Regions from separate parts of the Homo sapiens genome. Here all the other regions are linked to region 1. A link is a loop called in an ENCODE intact Hi-C map of the cell type or tissue named here. Cell type or tissue: Caco-2. All regions are shown on one strand.

The links. Hi-C counts contacts between places; a loop is a spot of excess contacts. Peaks named below come from ENCODE experiments on the same cell type or tissue, not always from the same donor. Only the 100,000 strongest peaks of a DNase experiment are listed, where the experiment ranks them.
Region 2: a loop joins it to region 1, with 4 times the contacts of the local background. A loop is called at or near these places in 8 of 110 quality-filtered maps.
Region 3: it touches region 1 in a loop (8-fold over the local background); 10 of 110 quality-filtered maps call a loop at or near these places.

Annotation. Positions count from the first base shown.
Region 1 is chr9:114,905,846-114,908,345 of GRCh38, reverse strand. It overlaps TNFSF8 (TNF superfamily member 8), which reads left to right. Exons shown (of 4, transcript NM_001244.4): 3 at 2,447-2,500. Among named protein-coding and RNA genes, the nearest start is that of TNFSF8, 23 kb to the left of the region's middle. RefSeq lists enhancers at 1-377, 378-1,000. In Caco-2, a CTCF peak has its summit at 1,184 (motif pointing right); a DNase peak (open chromatin) is centred at 1,235.
Region 2 is chr9:114,852,165-114,854,664 of GRCh38, reverse strand. No RefSeq gene overlaps it. Among named protein-coding and RNA genes, the nearest start is that of TNFSF15, 47 kb to the right of the region's middle. In Caco-2, no CTCF peak of the experiment used is centred here; DNase peaks (open chromatin) are centred at 1,394 and 2,164.
Region 3 is chr9:114,803,464-114,805,963 of GRCh38, reverse strand. It overlaps TNFSF15 (TNF superfamily member 15), which reads left to right. Exons shown (of 4, transcript NM_005118.4): 1 at 1-161. Among named protein-coding and RNA genes, the nearest start is that of TNFSF15, 1.3 kb to the left of the region's middle. In Caco-2, no CTCF peak of the experiment used is centred here; DNase peaks (open chromatin) are centred at 143 and 1,303.

The DNA of each region.
Region 1 (2,500 bases):
CAGGCAAAAGGCAAGCCAAGCGTCCTGATTCACCTCACTGTTGTCCTAAGTACTTACTCTGTATCCACAGAGGGAAACAAGAAAGATGAACTAGGTGATTCAATTCAACAAATATTTACAGAGCATCTGCTAGACTGGGCAGTGGGGGTTTATAAACAGGAGTCTCTGCCCTGAGGGTTCACTGTCTGATAGAATGGGCAAATAGGCAAAGGAAGTATCCTGGAGGAGCTGACTGCTAGGCTGTGTTTCAAACAAGGAAAAACTTGCCTGGTGAAGGAGGCAGTCCAGGTAGAGAGCCCAGCAAGTGCCAAGGTGTAATGATAAATCAACATTCCTAAATGGTATGTTTAGGGGGACTGCAAAGCCCCAAACTCCCGGACAGCAGTCAGGAATCCATTCGGGCAGCGGTCAGGCAGCCTGAGTTTGGATCTCTACTCCACCCCTGACTACCTGTGTGAATGTGAACAAGTCAGTTAACCTTTAAAAGGGTCCATTTCCTTATGTACAAGATAGACTTAATTATGGTACCTCTCTTATCGTGTTATTGTGAGAATTAAATGAAATAATGCATGTAGCATACTTAGCAGAGTACCTGGAAAATGGCTATCACTCAACATGTATTAGTTATGACCATTCATATTATTATCACTGTTCCTCCTCGTTATTATTACTATTGGAACATAAAGGGAAAGGGGAGGAGGGAAGGTGAGGGGTGAGACCAGAGAGTTCAGTAGGAGTCAGAACAATGGGGACCATGAAAGCCATGCTGAGGAGCTTGGGCCTGATCCTGCAGGCGAAAGGAGTCAGAAAGGGCTTCCATGCAAACAGACAGCCAGGTCTGTCTCCCTGGCTTGATGTTCTGCAGCTTAGAGTAGGAGGCTACGCCAGGAGGACTCTCTAACCATAGTCACAGTCCATTAGGAGCATAAGCAGCCATTAGTGTTGGGGTTCTGACTACAAACCCCAAGAGTGTGGGCTGTGGGCTGCAACAGGCAGGACCAGAGCACTGATCAGAGGATGCATGAGGATGAAACCAAGGGGATGACAGCTGACCCACTGGCTCTCACCACCAAGAGAGCTTTGGACCAGAAGCTCTATGTGGATGCAGCAGATAAGGAGGAAAACTGCCCCTGCTTCTGCCCGGAGTGCCTCTCGCAGTGAGCTTGTTCAGACAGCAGAGGGAACTCTTCATTTAACTTTCAACCACTCCAAAGCCCCCATGAAGCTATGAGGATGGCCAGGAGGGACTTTCTCAGGGCTGGGCAGAGACTGCAATGGGAAAGGTTGTGAGCCCAGCAGGTACTACTCGGCAATGCAGTGAGCAAATATCCCAGGGTGTGGCTGCTCCATTGAATGGGCCGTTGGCTGCCTACCGTCTGATGGATGGACTACATGGTCATCTCTGGTGACATCTTTGAGAAGATGTCCATGTCAGGTCAAAGATTGTCCAGTTTTACACATGGGGAAACCAAGGATCAAAGAAGAGATTAGCTCTGAATAAGTTGAATTCAAGTGTCATTGCAGGAAATGTATAACTTGAATCTTTGCATACAAAATATTAAGTAGTTACTGTAATAAAAAAAAGCTAAGCCACCATCACTAGTGAATATATGAAAAATATTTTTATTTCTTAAATACCATAATAACATAATATTATGTTTGCCTCTGCCAAGGAAGCTCCAAATAGCAGGACTTCTGTTAAGATTTCTTTAACCCTGTGTCCTCTTAAAATTGAACACCAAGATGTTTTTATCTTCGTTGTCTAGCAAAATAGCCTAGAACAGGAAACCTGGCCTCTGGAATTAGCCATGGGCAATTCCAGCATTTACACAAACTTGTCTGAACTTAGGCGATGGTATTGACCACCTCTAGGCATCAAAGTTAACCCTGCAGGATTAGTCTGAGAACTAGATTAGCTGATATATTACCCAGCTGTAAAAGTACCCAGACTAGTTTCTGGTGTGTGGTAGATAAGTTGACAGTATTTACTATCAGTATTATCATTCTCACTACCACTGCCTGGCAAGGCACCACGAAACAATGTATTTCACCTGCGTGGCCCCCAGATTTTTTTCCCATCTGTAAAAGGGGCTTAATAATACCCCTCTCACAGAGTTGCTGCAAAGATTAAGGAGATGAAATACGTATAGTGCCAAAAAATGGCCCCTGACACATTATAGGAATGGATGTCATATTTGTTTCCTTCCCTGATTTCCACAGTCTTCCATAAAAGTCCAAGTGGAAGCAATCAATAAAAATAAATTTAAAAAATTAAAATCCTAAAATACCTGATGGCAAAATGAGAAATAAAGAGCTTTTCTCCTTATTCTGAAAATGGAAAACAGAACGGTAATTGTCTCCATCAAAGTGTTGTAGAAAAAGATCAGGTATTTCCAGATCCCAAAACGGCAAAAGACATTTTAATGCATCGTCTCCTTATTTTTAGGAAATTGCTCAGAAGACCTCTTATGTATCCTGAAAAGGGCTCCATTCAAGAAGT
Region 2 (2,500 bases), 54 kb after region 1:
GGTCAGAAGTACAGATGACCCAGTACTTGCAACTGCCATCTAAAATGGAGGCAGTCTTATGGGACTGAGCCCTTAAACCTTAGAGTCTGACACTAACTTCAGGTAGTTAGTGTCAGAATTGAATAGAATTACAAGACTCCCAGGTGGTGTCAGAGAGTAGAAGTGGTGTTGGAAAAGATACCACATACATGGTGTCAGGAGGAAGTAAGACCTCCTACTTTTTCACACAGTTACTATAAGCATAAGATGACAGAATTTAGCAAACAGTGAGCCCCAGTATTAGTATTATCATTGCTACTAGAAAAAAAAATAACCCACCAATTGGAACATGAACGAAGATAATTAATAGGTAATTCACAAAAGAAGAAAAGCAAATGATCAAACAGCAAACAGGATGTTCAATGTCATCAATCATTAAAGAACTGCATCTTAAAATTAGATACCAGTTTCTACTCATCTAATAATTGCCAAATATTAAAAATAATGGCAATGCCAGGTGTCGACAAGGAGTCACTTCAATGGGAGTGTAAATGGTATAGTTTCCTTAATGGCAAGGAGGCCGCTTGTGTCAAAAGTCGTGAAAATTATATGTATGTCCTTTGACCTCACTATTTTATTTCTTCTCCAAAAAAGGAGAAGAAAAACATAAATTTGCACAAATATTAGCTGCAAAGATGCTCCTTATGGCATTACTCATAACAACAAAAAGAAAAAAATTGGAAGCCATCTAAAAACCCTATATCCAGGGAAATCATTAAATAAATTATGTCTTTAGTTGAATATCATGCAGCTATGAAAACAAAAACATTTAATGACAGGAAAGATTTTCATGATATAATAGGTGATTAAGGGGGGTTATAAAATAGTTTATACAGTATTTGAAATTGCATATGTTCATATTTGTTTGATGAAATGTAAGCATATATGTCAAAACATTCAGTGTAGGTTGTCTCTAGGTGCAAAACTACAGGAGACTGTACTTTGCTCCTTACTTATCTGTAAATTCTAAAGTATCTACAATAAACATTCATTACATTCATTACTTGTGACATGACTGTTTAAACAATAAACTTTTTAATGCAATTTTTATTACCCTATTATGAAGATTGAAAATCTATCAAGAAAATTTTCTCTAAAGTGTTCTAAGAAACTAAAAAAAAAAATTATTCTAGTGGGTCTTCTCAGCCTACTCTCAGTTATTTTATTCACTAATTCATTTATTTATTCTTCCAATCTCTACACAACCATAGTGACTGGATTACAGACACAAGTCCAGTGGGATTTCTGTCCCAGTGAGCTCCCAGGTTAATGCTAATCTGAGAACTCAGGACAATAGAGGAAGAATCGAAGAAAGTCATCTGCTGCGAGGGAAAAGGTGAACATATGGGGAAGATCACAGAGAAGAGGCCAGCCTGAGCCTATTACAAGGAGCAGCCAGTGTAGGAGTCAGCCTGGTGGAGAAGAGCAAGTAGCAGAGGGCAGTCCAGGCAGAGGGCCCAGCTTGGGCAAAAGCAAGAAGACATGAAAGTACAGGCACATGTTAATTGACATGGCCAGGACGTGGGGTGACTTTAAGGGAATAGCTAAAGAAAGCTGGTTTGGTCAAGATTTGGTTTGGCATTTTTCTTAATTTGTAAAAAGAAGTAAGGAAGCCATGCAGCATTCTTGCCACCCCATTCATGTTTGATGATAGGGTGACCCTGATAGTTCTTTTTGGTTTTTTTGTTTGTTTTGTTTTTTGTTTTTTGTTTTTGAGACAGAGTCTCACTCGTTGCCCAGGCTGGAGTGCAGTGGCACAATCTCGGCTCACTGCAAGCTCCGCCTCCTGGGTTCATGCCATTCTCCTGCCTCAGCCTCCCAAGTAGCTGGGACTACAGGCGTCTGCCACCACGCCCAGCTAATTTTTTGTATTTTTAGTAGAGACGGGGTTTCACCGCGTTAGCCAGGTTGGTCTCGACCTCCTGACCTGGTGATCTGCCTGCCTCGGTCTCCCAAAGTGCTGGGATTACAGGCGTGAGCCACCGCACCCAGCCTGATAGTTGTAAATATAGTAGACTGGCCCCTCTGCCCTGAGCTGATGGCCACAATGACTTTCAGAAAAGAGCCAAGGAACCCTAAGAGGTCTGAACTTCAGTAGAAACTGGATGGGCCAGTTGCCCCTGGGGGTTCCTTCTTTCTTGTAAAGGTTAAAGGCATAAAACTTTCTCTCTTGTTAAACATTGTACACACCCCAGTGTCAGCCACTCAGCTGAAAAGATAAATACCACAAATAGAATTTTTGGCAGAGCAGTACTGCGTTGAATGAAGAACTGTTGCACAACACTCCTTCCTTACCCTCCTTCCTTACACAACATACACATTTTTACTTTGAGTGGGGAGAAGGTCGGGGGGAGGGGGGAGATTAAAATTGGAACAAGAAATGAAAGCGGGCTGCAAGAAGAAATGTCTGAAATTTCTCAATCAAGAGGGAGAAGCATCTCCCAATAAGGACCAAACATCT
Region 3 (2,500 bases), 100 kb after region 1:
TGCTGCCAGAGCACGGCAGCTGCAGGCCCAAGGCCAGGAGCAGCAGCGCACGCTGGGCTCTCACCTGCTGCCTGGTGTTGCTCCCCTTCCTTGCAGGACTCACCACATACCTGCTTGTCAGCCAGCTCCGGGCCCAGGGAGAGGCCTGTGTGCAGTTCCAGGTAAGCCACATGGCACTCTGACCTTGGGGAGGAGCAGTGGACTCTCTGCAGTGAGTGGCAACTATTTCAGCTCTGGACAGAGGATAGAGTTTCTTGATGTATCACATTTCTTGTTTCTACATGCAGAGGAAATGTAGAGTGGGAGGGGTGGAGAGGTTCAATTTGGTGTTTATTCTCAATATTTCTAGGGAATGAACAGTCCCTTCTTTTACTGTGGGGATAACCTTCAGCCTCATATTTTTTAGATAATTATAATCATAGTATACTGGTAATTTGGGAAGATTCTTTTTATTTAAGAAAAAAACTTAAAATTACATAACTAACACGGTCATTGAAAAAAGTTAGAAAATACAGATAAGGAGAGGAAGAAAGTCATCATTACCCATAACTCTTATAGCTGACCACTGTTAACAGTTTGGGATATATAATTCTGTACAGAATTATATGCCAGATATAAAACGGATTTTTTAATGAGACGAGATTATTCTGAGTCTGCTAATATATTATGATTTTATTTATATGCTAATGAATTCACAACAACATGATGCTATAGATACACATTCCTATATGTGGATGCTATAATTTCTTTACCCACTCTTTTTCTTGGGTTTAGAACTTTTTCTCTTTTTAGAGCTTAAGAAAGAACCTCCTGCCTGGTTGTCTATCTCTAAGGTCTTGCTGAGGCCTGGGAGAAGCCTAGTCAGAAAAAGAATATGAAGTCTAGGGAGAACAATGGTAGGGGCAGCGATAGGTGTCAAGAAGAAAACATAATTCTTGGCTGGGAACAACAAAGATGTACCTCAAAACCTAAGGAATGAGTCTTTCCAGTAATATCCTTTTTAAAAATGTCCCTTCATAATCTATGGTGGCTGATTTCATTTCAGTTCAAAGTATTAAATTGCAAAGGGAAAAAAATGGGTTTTCAATGGGTTTAACTGGAAACCTAGCCTCTAAGCAATCCTGGCCAGTTTCAAAGCATAGACACCACAAGTAAGCCATGGAAAATCTGTAATTCTCGCTGCCCCATCAGGGTCAACAAACAGACTGTGATTCAGGCAGCAGCGTTCATGGCCAGATGCCATTGCTCATAAAATGTAGAAATATGCAGACAAACCGGAAATGCTGTTTATGTTAAAGAAGAACCGCAGGTCATGGGAAGTCAGACTTTGACCCTTTGACCACCAAGGGGCCAGTTTCTGCTGGAAGTCAAACTGCAGCGCCCAGTTGGTGCTCTGGGACTCTGTCCCTCTTTAGCCAGAAGGAGATAGTTGTCCTTGAATGAGACACTGAGTGGCCTCCAGAAACCTGCACTGGGGTCTGAAGGAAGCCCAGAGGCATGACAGGTTCCCACGATCAAGATGATGTCTGAGAGCCCTTGGTCAGCAGAAGGCGAGGACTGCCTTTGTCTATCTAGAAGACCAGCAAGCAGAATGTTACAGACCAGGGAGGATCCATGACTTGCCCAGCCAGAAGGTGAGATGGAGACATGCACTGTCACTAGACGGGAAGCTCGGTGAAGGAAGGCACGGGGTCTTTTTTACTCACTGCTACTGCCCCTACCTGAATCTATCACTGTGCCTATCCAATTGCAGATGCTCAAGAAATGAATAAGGCTGACACCATCCATTCCATTATCATTAAATTCATCTTCCTGGAGAGCAGATGTGTGGGGATGATTGCAGCTCTGGTTTGCCCAGGCTCTGTAACTTCTTAGTGTGTCAGAAGAAAAGGAGAGGGAAATGGGGGTGAGGCTGGGCTCATGTAGCAATCAGGGTCCTGAAAAGAAACAGCTGGCTCACTCAAGAAAGTGCATTTGTAGAAGAATATTTAAAGAGTTTGAAGGGATTTAAAGAAGGGCCTCTTTGCTGAGATGCAGACGGATTGAAGGGAACTGAAAGGGCTGGAACATCCAGCACTAGCAACAGTGGGAAACCAGCAACCATGCCTTGGCATGAAGGGCACATGGAGGGAGAAGTGTTAGAGAAACCCAGAGAGAACTAAAGCCTAGGAGAGGGCCTGCCTGGAAGACCTAAGGGCTCTGGGGAGAAAGGCAGTCACTGCCAAAACAGCAGCAAGAGCACAGAAGGAAGGAGGGAATGCTGACTGCTCCCCCATCCCCCACCCTGCCTCCAATCCAATCCCATTGACCAGGCTCAGGAGGAAGCCAGAGCTCAAAGGTCCAGGGGCAACTGAGCCAGGAGTCAGCTTCACAGGACAGAGCAGGGTCAGGAAGGGCTGAGAGAGGATCTGGAGGGACTGATGGAGAAGAAATGGCTCAGAGGAGATGGGAAAAGACTGGATTCAAGGAGGGAAAACCAGGGCACCAAGGAGAACTTGGG